Regions from separate parts of the Homo sapiens genome. Here region 2 is linked to region 1. A link is a contact called in ENCODE Hi-C data. All regions are on one chromosome and are shown on one strand. Each heading gives the region's core, a stretch centred on a gene start or an enhancer-like site at or near the end of the contact. The rest is flanking DNA. Distances are from core to core; before and after follow the strand shown.

Evidence for each region. A loop is a pair of places that touch in the nucleus more often than their neighbours do. Pooled maps may share reads with other maps.
Region 2: a map of B cell shows a loop between it and region 1 (19-fold over the local background). The contact joins the promoter of KICS2 here to the promoter of SLC16A7 in region 1. A Hi-C loop is called at or near these places in 5 of 168 maps with a recorded cell type or tissue (B cell, CD8-positive, alpha-beta T cell, OCI-LY7 and 1 more), 2 of 37 single-sample maps with no recorded cell type and 11 of 50 pooled maps.

The regions. Positions count from the first base shown.
Region 1 is chr12:59,591,890-59,598,332 of GRCh38, forward strand. It overlaps SLC16A7 (solute carrier family 16 member 7), which reads left to right and starts at 4,140. Exons shown (of 6, transcript NM_001270623.2): 1 at 4,140-4,347. RefSeq lists a silencer at 4,069-4,138 and enhancers at 4,609-4,748, 4,799-4,948.
Region 2 is chr12:64,218,140-64,224,544 of GRCh38, forward strand. KICS2 (KICSTOR subunit 2) reads right to left here and starts at 4,157. Exons shown (of 3, transcript NM_152440.5): 1 at 3,864-4,157. The coding sequence starts at 4,098. It overlaps LOC124902952 (a long non-coding RNA gene), which reads left to right and starts at 4,210. Exons shown (of 2, transcript XR_007063347.1): 1 at 4,210-4,404. RefSeq lists enhancers at 3,681-3,800, 3,871-3,930, 3,965-4,559, 4,041-4,130, 4,281-4,470 and 1 more.

The sequences.
Region 1 (6,443 bases), core at 2,890-5,389:
AAGGCAGGTGTACATTTGTTTTCACCCAAGTTGAGGGGAGCATTGGGACATCTGGTCTTTTGTACTTAGCTATAACAAATCTATTGTGTGTAGTTTATAAACACACACACCCTTAATTTAATCTCACAGTCTTACTCTGAAAAGGCTATTATATGAATTTTGGGGTCATGAGACTATATTTTTAGTTTTGACTTAAGGACACATTAGTGCACTTTCAAAAGTTCAATGTTTCATTGGGGATTTTATGCCTTTATGATTTACAATTTCTTTTTTCGAGACGGAATTTTGCTCTTGCTGCCCAGGCTGGAGTGCAGTGTTGCGATCTTGGCTCACTGCAACCTCTGCCTCCCGGATTCAAGCGATTCTTCTGCCTCAGCCTCCCGAAGTACCTGGGATTACAGGTGCCCACCACCTCACCTGGCTAATTTTTTTTTTTTTTTTTTGTATTTTTAGTTGAGATGGGTTTTCACCATGTTGGCTAGGCTAGTCTTGAACTTCTGACCTCAGGTGATCTACCTGCCTTGGCCTCCCAAAGTGCTGGGATTACAAGCATGAGCCACCACGCCTGGCTGACTTATTGTCTTTTTCAGTAATATCTTATATTGGTCAGAATAGGCTAGGTTTTGTTCCCATGACAAATAGAGCCTGAAATTTCCAAGGCTTAAAACAATGGTCTCTTGCTCACACAAAGTACAGTGCAATTCAAGCAGTCTTTCTTTCTTTTTCAGAGATTCCATTTTGTAGCTAGTTCATCAGAAACATGGTACTATGGCAGGGAAAGGGAGTGATGAAGGAGGTACACTGGGTCTTAACTCCCTTTACCAGAAATTACACATGTCACTTCCATTCATACTGTTTTAGAACTACATAGTTGCATGGTCCCAATATAACTGTAAGGAAAGCCAGGAAGTGTGGAGCCAGGCAGATCATAGATATTGTGAGCACCAATAGCTTCTACCACATATCTGTTGCCTACAGCCACACTGTCATCTCTTTTCTTCATTTGGCAAACGTTACTATTTTCTATCTGCAACGATTTGTGCTGCATGATAGATGATTCTGTTACCCGAAAGGGGTACTGATTCAGACCCCAAGAGAGGGTTCTTGGATTTCATGCAAGAAATAATTTGGGATGAGTCTATAAATGAAAGCAGGAGTACTAGGAAAGTAAAGGAACAAAAAAATGGCTACACCATAGGCAGAGTAGCAGCATGGGCTGCTCCGCTGCTTATACTTATTATTACCTCTTGATTATATGTTAACAAGAGATGGATTATTCATGAGTTTTCTGGGAAAGGGGTGGGAAATTCTGGGAACTGAGGGTTTCTCCCCATTTTAGACCATATGGGGTAACTTCCTGACCTTACCATGGCATTTGTAAACTGTCATGGCACTGGTGGGAATGTCTTTTAGCATGCTAATGCATTGTAATTAGCACATAATGAGGAGTGAGGAGGACCAGAGGTCACTTTCGTCTCCATTTTGGTTTTGGTGGGTTTTAGCTGGCTTCTTTACTGCCGCCTGTTTTATCAGCATGGTCTTTATGACCTGTATCTTGTGCCAACCTCCTATCTTATTCTGTGACTAAGAATGCCTTAATCTCCTGGGAATGCAGCCCAATAAGTCTCAGCCTCATTTTACCCAGGCCTTACTCAAGATGGAGTCACTCTGGTTCAAATGCCTGTGACAATCCCAGAGATGAATAAAATGTCATCTCTACTTTCAAATAGCCTAATATATTGGGGCTACAGAAACAAAAATCATATTATAATATAGTCATATGTGAAGCTGAAACAAAATGCCCCAGATAGAGGCCTAAATCATTTTCTATGGGCAGGATCACAGAGAAAGATGAACTTAACCCTTATTTGTTAACAAAGAATCCTTAAAATGCTATAGAAGTGATGATATATTTGCTGGGCATTAAAGGAGGAAAAAAGGTTTAGACAAGTTTGATATGGAAAAGAGGGCAGTGAATGATAAAAGACAGAAAAATGTGAGAAGATTGTGTATGACTGAGGAATGAAGAAGGGAGAAAGAACCTAAACCACAAGGATGTGGGTATATAGTAAAAGACATGTGGACTTCATGAGTATATATGTGATGTACGTATTCACAGTTTGCTCATCTGTGGAATATGAGTTGCTAGAATGCTAAGTGTATTGCTATTTGTTTTTCCCACTGTTATTTCAGCTTATGAATATAAATCAAGGCAAACATTTTACCAGAGCATTCCAAGTTCTAATCATATGGCTTATTTTTTCCCTAAATTGTATTTTTTTCTCAATTTCTTAACAATATTAAACTGTAAGTCATAGGATAAACTGGCTGAATTTATTCTTAGCTGATTCTCCCTCCTTTCAGATACCTTTCTAGTCCAATCAAATTTTACATAACATACCTAGCTATCACAACAAAGCAATTTAGAAATGAGTTCCCAAATACTAACTCTGTGACAGTAGGTAAATTAGATCCAGAGTTTTAATTGTTGAAAAAACAAGACTTAAAAAGAAGGTTACGATATCATGCTATAAGTAGTGATGTTTGGCATTCAGCAATAGGTTAAACAGGTCAAGAACATGGGACTATAAGAAAAAAACAACAAAAAAGAAAAATCAAAGAGAAGGAAAAGGGAGAATAGGATCAAAATTCAGAAAGCATATGGTCTTTCTTCTTCCTCTTCTTTGACAGGAAATAAAAGTGATGAATGAGCAGGAAAAATATCAATAGCAAACACTCAAGACTATGACCTTGAAATGTGCCTTTATGTTGTTTCTTTTAAATGTTTAACTTTTTTTAATTAAATGAAGTGTTTATAGTCACTGCTAGACATTTCATCATTATCAAAGGCCTATTATGTCTTATACAAATGTCTATTTAAGCATTTTTAGCTTAAAAATATAAAATCCTTTCTGTAATTTTCTGCCTTTTTTTCATTTTCAAATATCATTCTTTCAATAAAATTATCTTCCAGTAATTTTGATGTTATTAATCACGATTATTTTTTCATCTTGTATTATGCCTACCAGCCACTTCATGTATATTATTTCACTTAAATCTTATGAAATCAACACGATTGATATTACTTTTATTTCATAGCTACAGAAATTGAAATTCAAATTTCGTCCATTACAACAGACTAGCTGTGGCAAAGACAATGTGAATTTACCCAAATGACTTAACTCTTTTTATAAATTCGTAAAATGTGAAGAATCATAGAACACACCTTAAAATGATTGTGAAATCAAGGAGGAGAAAGCTAGCTAAACTGGTAGACAAACTGCAATAGGACTTGTCAAGCCAAAACCTACAATTATTCTTTTGGATAGTTTCTTTTTCTCTAAAGTGGCAATTTAACTTAAAGATATTAAAGAAACCCAATCTATGGGGTTACTTAAATGTTCTCTTCCAGCCCTTCCTCTTTCCAGTTTTACCAAGAAGCACATTTTAGACAGGGGAAGAGACCAAACCAATGACAGCAGAATTACCATTATCTCTAGCACTATTCGTTGTCAAATAACTAAATGCTGGTTTGAAGAACTAAGTAATTTGAGAAATTAAAAATGAAAGGAATTATAAATGATTTGAAAAAAAATCCTTCTTATTTTTAATGTTTTTTGGTGCTGTTTTCTATGTCCTTCCTCCTATGGTGTCAATTATATTTTTTTCCGTGAAGTGATTTGGTTGGTGAGTCTAATCTCCAACAGTGCCCTACCTCTTTCTCCCAAAAAGGCCTCAGTTGAAAAATGGCTCAACACTTTCCCTGCAAGCTCACAATGAGGATCTCCTATTCTCCCTGCATTCGGCCAGACTCTTCTTTTTTTGCATGCTTTCCTCTCCCATGCTTGGGTTGCACAGAGCTACCGCACATCTGTCTTCTAGGTCAGGCTACAGAGTACTTCGGATACAGCAAGTTACGACCCATCTGGAAAGACAGATCTACCTGCCTTTTGGCTTTCTTCCTTGGTCAAAACTAAAATCCGAAGTGGAGTGCCCCGAGCGATAGAGAAAGTGCCTATAGCTTTGACAGCCGCTTGGAGCATGCTCAGTCGGTCTCCAGGCACCGGGAGGCGGCTCCCCCCCACCACCCCCCGGGCCGGCCTCCACCGCAGCCTGTCCGGCCCCCACCCCTGGCGCGCGCTCCTCCGCACCCACAAGGGCGTTCAGCAGCCGCGCCTCCCCTTCCCGCCACCGCCTCCTTCTCCGCTGGCTGTGGCGGGCGAGGACACGTCAGGGGCCATAAATAAATAAATAATTCCATTCACCCGTTGACAGCGAGGCGAATCGGCTGCGGTTTGCTGGGAACGGAGGGCTGCAGCGCCCACCCTGCGCCAGAGACCAGATAAAGTAAGTACAGCTGGGGAGGGAGGGGAGAGGAGGAGGAGGAGGAGGAGGTGCCGGCTAAGAGGAGGGCGAGCCTGCGTCTGCGACCCGAGCTGCCCGCGGAGCCGCACGCGTGTGTGCAAATAATGGCCAGCCTGTGACAAACGTGCCAACGCAGAGTTGGCCAGCGAGCCCTTATATAGACAAAAAAATCCCGAAGCGGCCGCGGGAGCAGAGCTCGCGTCAGCCAGTGCGCGCCGACAGCTGCCCGGGAACTGAGGGGGCGCGCGGGGTCCTGGGCAAGGAGCGCCTCGCGTGCTTTCGGCCAGGAGGTGCTCACGCTCTCGGCTTTTACACCGAGACTCAGCGTGGCGCGGTGCACCCCAGTCTCCCTGGCTCACGGGACTCCGAGGGCTGCTTCCAGTGCGGCGTGTCTCTAGTGCGCGCCCCGCCAGCATCCGGCCCCCGAGCCCCCTAGGGTGGCGTGGCTTCATTGCCGCAGAAGGTGGAGGCGGGGGTGGAGTGTGTGGAGAGAACGTCTTCTCTTTGAGCAGATGATCAGGACAGGAAGAGGCTGTGAGGGGAAGACGAAATACCGGGGGATGGGGGGGTTGTCTTTCTTCATTTTTGGTCCCCAGGAAGGATGGCAGGGGTGGAAGCAGATGGAAAACTATATGCGGGCGAGGCCTGAGCCCAGGCAGAAAGGGACCTCTGACTTGGCAAGGGTTCAGGAGGGCCTGAGCCTTCTGGTCTTGCTGGGCCACTGCACCACATTGGGGGCGCCAGGCCCGGTCAGGTGGCGCCACAGGCTGCGAGCCCGCTCACGTGCGAACTGCCTGTTTTCTCAGCGGATGCTGCATCGCGGCGCCCTTCTCCACCCCCTTTTCTCCTCTACTTCCGCGAAAAGGATTGCAGACTGCCTTGGAAAGGGCGGTCGTGCCCAGTGCCACTTTCCCGGTAGGGCTGAGGAGGGACTTCTGTAGTTCCAATTCCAGGGAAATTAAAATTTTACACACACACACACACACACACACACACACACACACACACACACACACGAGACATAGAAGAGGAAACGAGGAGTGGTTTCTCTACAATTGTTTTTTGATTTCCTTTCCTGTATTATTTCGTGTCCTCCTTCCCTCTTGGGTCCCAAAGGAGATGCGGCAGAGGAATAAAATAGCGGACAATGATGAAAGTGATGGGAAAAAGACTGGACCCAGAGGAAAGAGTGACTACTGGATGCCATTTCCTGTCACCCCATGCTTCATGGCTAACCCCAGTCTGAACTCAGAGGGTTGCAAACTTTCCACAGACAGGTTAGCTTGAATGTGTTGTGTTACTGGAACCACAAGCACTAAGTATGCATTTGGTGGAGTGTGGCTGAAAAATGAGAGTTGGGTGGGGACAGCAGAGGGCAAATGAGGGTTGAGCAAAGTGACTAATATTTAGCTCTGGTGAAGCAATCCTAACTCCAGGTTCTACTTCTGACTGAGCAGATTACATTTAAAGCAATCCAAGTGAGGGACTGAATGATCTCAGTGGAAAGGAAAGATTACAACCGTAAGAAACTCAGTGTATTGTGTAACAACTTACAAACTCAGAAACTATTTTTTGCAAATACAACAACAGTTTGCAGTTACATATTACTTTTTTCCCCCCAAGGCATGTTTGAATAATAAGTGATCTGAAATTTTAACATCTGTTTCCCGATGTTCAAATTAGTGTATCCTTCTATAAATGCTCAGTTTATTTCTAGACATTCATTTGCTCTTTGATAATGTCTGGCTTATATTTTTGGCTTTGAGCTCTTTTAAAGGGAAGGAGAGCAACATTACCTAAATAAACCTCCCTTGTCTGGAGTCATATTCCTGGATCACGGATCTGAAATAAAAGGCATCTCCAGAATTTGCTTTTAATTCTGTATTCATCCACCAAACATTTTTGAGACATTCACATGGAAAAAGGGAATTAACTTTAGAACAGATTGGTTCTGCACTTTTGTAAGGTTGAGTAATTGTTTAACAATCTGGGCTTTACCTTTTTCTTGTCTATAAAATGAGATTGGTGGTACCCACTCTGAAGTGATATTGGGAAGAATGAAGTGTGTGGTAAGTACC
Region 2 (6,405 bases), core at 2,907-5,406, 4.6 Mb after region 1:
AACTGTTCCCTACAGGGTTTGCCTTCCTCCCATGCCCATATTCAGTTTAGCTCTGCTGATTTTGTACAGTGAAGGGTACAACATAAATAGACCTCTGTGCCCACATCTAGGATAAAACCTCTCGGCTTAGGAGGGTAATAAGAGTATCATATAAAACCTAAAAGCTGTGGAGGTCTGAAAGACTTGGTTTCAAACCCCAGCTCCCACAATTACAGGCTATGTTGATGTGCAAACTACTGAACCACTTTGAGCTTTAGCTGTCATTTTTAACATAAAACTGGTGATAGAGCTAAAAAAAACAAATGAAATAACATTTGGTGTGTAATGTGCCTGGAACAAAGAATATATTCTATAATACTAATTCCTTTCCCTTCTATTTATAACTGATACATTTTTTAAAACTCCTAATAATAATACATAATTGAGCTTCTGAAACTGTGGTGAATTGGGAGCTTCAAATACTACAAAAAGAATAGCTATCTAGTACTATTAAACGGGGTGGCCTTGGTGAAAATTTTAACTTCACATTGAAAAAGGGATATCATCTGTCTCTAGGACTTATGGGAGAAAAAAAAAAAAGGATACCTAACTTCATCAGATTACCCCTATCTGGGGGAACGGAAACACTACATAAATACAAAGAATACCTTTAAAAGCTTATCGGTAAACGCTAATCACCAGCATGTGAAACCAAGTAAAGTGAAACTACTCTAAGGAAGAGATAGACCATCAACACATTTCTTTCAAACAGTTCTCTTTTCTCAAAGCTCTCAGGAACCCAATCCTATCTGTTCACTATCTTGGTTTGGAATATCCAGCGGGGACTGACCTTTCTTCATGCTGGAAAACAAGGAATCAGAAACATCCAACTTCTTTCTCTTTTCAATATTTTTAATTTAAAAAATATGATTACTTTGAATGATTTTTAGAAGGCTCTAGTTATAAATGCTCATAATTTCTCAAGATTTCAAGTTCATCTCATGTCATGAAATTTTAAGTGTATTGAAGGAACGTGTAAAACATCTTGGGCATTTTATTCTCCAACTTCTTGCTAATAATACTTTTTAAACATCAGTTCTCAAGTTAAGTCATTTTCTACTATGCTAAATTTCAGCAACCCAAGGTTGAGGAAACTCTCCAGTAATGAAACAAAGGGAAGAAAAGTATGACCTTCTAAAATTCTCCACAGGCATTGAGTCAGCATATTTTAATCACTGATCCTTCCCCAAACAGGTATTATTCTCTCTTAAAGGAAAGAGAAGGAACCAAGATAAGGGCCCTACTCGAAGTTTTTCAGTAACAGGGTCAAGACAGGAAAAGAAAGCTCCCTGTCAAGGTCTATCCTTTGTCTAAAGGCCCTGCTTGCTTCTTTAATCAGGATTCACTGCTAAGGCCTCAAATAAATACCATCCATAAGAGAGGTAAAAAAAGACTCCCTTTTTACTTGAAATTTGCTAAGAGAGTAGATCTTAAGTATTCTCACAATATACACATGAAAGAAAGAAGGAAGGAAGGAAGATAACTATGTAAGGTGATGGATATACTAAGTAGCTTGATTGTGGTGATTATTTCACAATTTACATATACATCAAAACATCAAGTTGTACATCTTAAATATATATAGTTTTATTTGTCAATTATATCTCAGTAAGGCTAAAAAAACTTTTCAGAATTGTTTTAAATTTTTTAAACGCACGCATAAACTTTTTGTTTTGCTTTCTAAAGAAAACTATATAAATGTTCTAATGAGCAAAGTAGTTGGAGAACATGGGAATGTTTTAAATGGCAACACGAAAGTTTTCTCCTGAAGTTTTTAAGAAAATAGTAAACCGGGTAATTGTGTAGTCGTATTGTAAGCACACTGATATCATATACACTCCAGTACCCAAAAAAATGTGCAAAGATAAAATTTAAATTCTGGAACTTATGTTTACTGTACGTGTAAATAAGTTATGAAGCATTAAATATACCATTTTCAGAATATTTACTCAGAAATGAGGAGCCCACCTAGGAACGTAACAGTGCCTGGGCATGTTTCACAGCACCAAATGTTGTATAGGTCAGTTTCAAGGCATAGTCCTCATGCTCACCCATGCCAGCTGGGGTTCAAGCAGAACTAATCAATTTACACATTGAGGACCACTTTACAGAACCCAAGTCAGAGACAGTGAAGATCTTATACACACATTCTTACACACAGGGCAGCCAGTTCTGTTTACGTAAAAACCTGGCTCATTCAACTTAAAACTAGAGTAGCAGATTTTTTTAAATGGAGTCAATAAATAGACTTTAGAAAATTCAACTGAACCCACTCAGGTTATACGCAAAATTATATGTACATATATATTTTTCTGGAGAGTAAGTACACAGCTTTCATCAAATTTCCATGGATAAGTTAATAAAAAAAAAAAGCAAAGAATCATGGCACTTGAATCAGTCACCATTCTTTGAGGTGGGGGAGTCTAAAAACAACTGAAACTGCCTAAATATTACCTACCTTCAGTATTACAGCTAGAATCCACCCCATTTTCACATATATAAAAAACATATATCTGTATATATTATACATAAATTATAATTTTCATACACATTTTTAATAAGTTATATGAATGCAAACTCAATCTGAGAGTACAAGGGCAGATATTTTGGTTTCGACTCTATCATCTACCCAACATAACTGCATATATAATTTGCTAATCTATAGAAAGGGGAATAATAACACCATAGCAGCAACTGCAAATTTGTGAGAAATGCCATTGTAAAAAGGGGAGGAAAAAAATAAGGTGAAACTATCTGACCAGTTTTTGCTAATAAATTAGCATACTAAATAAGTATGTATAAATCAACATACTTGCTACAGCAATTACGAACTCAGGAAGCCCTGTCTCTTGAGTGTTTACTGAAAGCTCAATAAGATGTACATGGTCACCTTCAGGCAATATAAGGAAAGTAGGGGGCTGGTTAGGGAACGGGGGGGGGTGGATCAAAATGAAATCTACACCAATTTTACATTTCTATTCTCTGTATTTTATATACGTGTCCTTCATTCACATCAGACCTCACGCTTCTGAAAATTGAAGAGTCTAAAACAGGTCAAAGTACTGACTCTGAAACCCCTAGGATTCAAATATATTTATTTGTCATAATTAAGCAGTAATATTATTTTGTATGCATATTCCATGCCTTTTACATCTATTATTTCCTTCTCATCTACTTATACTTATTGCTTCTACTAGTAAAAATCAGTTGAATCAGCTCTTGAATCTTATTTCAGAGGCAAGATGTACATGAAGTGCTAAGAGTGTTTACCATTTTCCCCTTAAGTCTCTTCTTGCTAGTGTTAGGCATATTTCTTGCCTTTCCTGCCCAATATTCATTTATTACTTTAGTCATTAAATATGTATTGGGGGACTATGAAGACGGGGTAGGACTCTAAATGTGACTCTCGGGCCTTAACCTTAAGAGGCCACACAACAGTGTTCAGTAATAGAACTAGGTTGTTTTGCAAAGTTTTGCTCTTCTGGCTGCAGCGTCACTAATTAAAACAATGAAGACATAGTTTGGTTAACTTCTCATTTATGGCATCAATCCATGCACGAGGCAAAAGGGCAAACCCTTCGGTTTGGGTCACAGCCCTGCAAAGAGCATCTACCCAGTTCGCCAATCTATCAGCAGCGCAGGCCGGTGGGCGGGGCTTGTGGAAGCCCAGGGAAGGAAAGGAACGGTGGGAGGAGATCTGGGAATGCCGAGTCGAGCCTGCGACTAGAAGTGACACAGAGACGGGAAACCCAAGCCACTGCCGACTGGGGAATATACCCCCTTTACTTCCTCCTCAAGGGGCTCGGGGGGCGGGGCGGAGGTACCTAGTTTCTGCCCCAGGTAGGTGAGGCTGTGATAGACCTTCTCGGCCGCGGCCAGGTGCGCCAAGGCCGCCAGCAGCGACAGCCAGCTGCCCCCCGCGCTCTTGTTGGCCTCTCGTTCCTTCTCCACATTGTCCTTAGCCTTGTCGTAAGAGAAGATACCCAGGTGAGAGAAGAACGTCTCCAGCACCGCCTGTTCCACCGGGACCGGGGCGGCCAGCGGGATAGACTCCCCCATGCGAGCTGCGCCCCAGCTCGACCCACGTGGCTCTCCTCGGCCTCGCACTTCCGGGTTCTGAGGGAACGGGCTTGCGCACAAGCGTGCGTGCGCGTGACCGCCTCCACCGGCGGACTCGTGAGCGCGCCGCTGCCGGGACCGCTCCTGGGCCTTAGAGAAGACGCGGATAAGGGCCAAGGAAAGAGGGAGGTAGCGGTTGCTGAGCTCCTTCGGCGCTTCGGCTCCTGTAGCTCTGACTATTCGGACCGTCAAGGTAGAATAGGAGGCGGCCAGTTCCCCGCTCTAAGAAGTTGCCTGCGCTCTGAGGTGAGCTGACAGGCCCCTCTCTGTGTGGTTCGTCAGCGCTGGTGACGTCATGCAAACGTGACGTCAGCCCTGGCCAGAACATCTGGCCTGGGCTCTCCAGGCACCTCGCTGGGCCGGCTGGGAGATGGGGAAGTGCCTGGAGTTGTGCCCACACTCACAGCAGGGACCCTAGTCAGCCCTGACACCTTCTACACCAACTCATGGAAGTGATTTGCTGAGATTAGAAGACTGACGGGTAAAGGTTGATCTCCTTCCCATTGCCTAGTTTTCATCACATCACACACCACCGGTTAACTCTCACCTGTATCCCGTTCTAGTTCTCCCGGGTCTGTGTTAGCCCTGCAACTAATAAGTAGAGCCCCTGGCCCAAACTGCATTAACCTTCCTTAAAAAGTTATCTTTTTTTTTTCTTTTTTTTTGAGACGGAGTCTCGCTCTGTCGCCCAGACTGGAGTGCAGTGGTGAGATCTCGGCCCACTGCAGCCTCCACCTCCCGAGTTCAAACGATTTTCCTGCCTCAACCTCCCTAGTAGCTGGGATTACAGGCCAGCGCCACCACACCTGGCTAATTTTCGTATTTTTAATAGAAACAGGGTTTCACCATGTTAGCCAGGCTGGTCTCAAACTCCTGGCTCAAGCAATCTTCCCACCTCAGCCTCCCAAAGTTTTGGGATTACAGGTGTGAGCCACCACCCCTGGCCAGAATGAAGAATACATTAATGTAAATTGTGCACGTTGTCATTTAGAATAATTACAAGTTCCTTTGGCATTTAAGAAACCCCATGAACCCGGCTCATACTTGTATGTCCACTACTTTGAAACACTACCCACTACTCAATAGTTTTTTCCTTTCTTCTTTGTGCATACTTATTTTATGCTTCTTAGTCACACTATTTAATCGCATATATTTACATATCTCTTTCCCCAAGTGGTGAGATCCCTAGGGTACAGTAGGGTTCACTTACAGTTATAATCTTTTCATATTGGACGGCGCAGCCATGTTTGTTGAACAAATGAGAGAATTGCCTATTTTCGTTTTTTCTCAAACTAGAGCTGTTCTGCCATCATCACTACCTTTTAAAGGAAATCCCACTAATCTAATTTTAATGAATAGGTATTGTGCACCTGTTCCCTATACTCAAGAATGTAATTGGATAAGATCAACCCTGTTAACAATGATACAAGGCAGTTTTTTTTTTTTTTGGTTGTTTTATTTTGTTTTGTTTTTGGACAGGGTCTCACTCTTTCCCCCAGGCTGGAGTTTTCCCCAGGCTGGAGTGCAGTGGCATGACCTCGGCTCACCGCAACCTCCGCTTTCCAGGCTTTAGTGATTCTCCTGCCTCAGCCTCTGGAGTAGCTGGGATTACAGGCCAGTGCCACCACACCTGGCTAATTTTCGTATTTTTAACAGAATTGGGGTTTACACCATGTTGGCCAGGCTGGTCTTAAAATCCTGACTTCAAATGGTCTGCCCGCCTCGGACTCCCAAAGTGCTGGGATTACAGGCATGAGCCACTGCGCCCAGCTTCAAGGAAGATTTTTTTTTTTTTTTTTTTTTTGAGACAGAGTTTTGGTCTTGTTGCCCAGGCTGGAGTGCAGTGGAGCCATCTCAGCTCACTGCAACCTCCACCTGCCGGATTCAAGTGATTTTCCTGCCTAAGGCCAGCCTCCAGAGTAGCTAGGATTACAGGCATGTGCCACCACGCCCTGCTAATTTTGTATTTTTAGCAGAGACGGGGTTTCTGCATGTTGGTCAGGCAGGTCTGGAACTCCCGACCTCAGGTGATCCTCCCGCCTCAGCCTCCCAAAGTACTGGGATTGCAGGCGTGAGCCACCGCGCCTGGCCAAGGCAGATTTTTAAACATGACAAAGGTGAAAGACAGAGAGTGAAGGGAGCAATCATACCATTTTGGAAGAATTAAGGAGGCTTCCTGGAGGAGAGTGTGATGATTCTTGATGAATAAATAGAGGTAATCAAAAAAAAGTGTGGTACTATCACCAA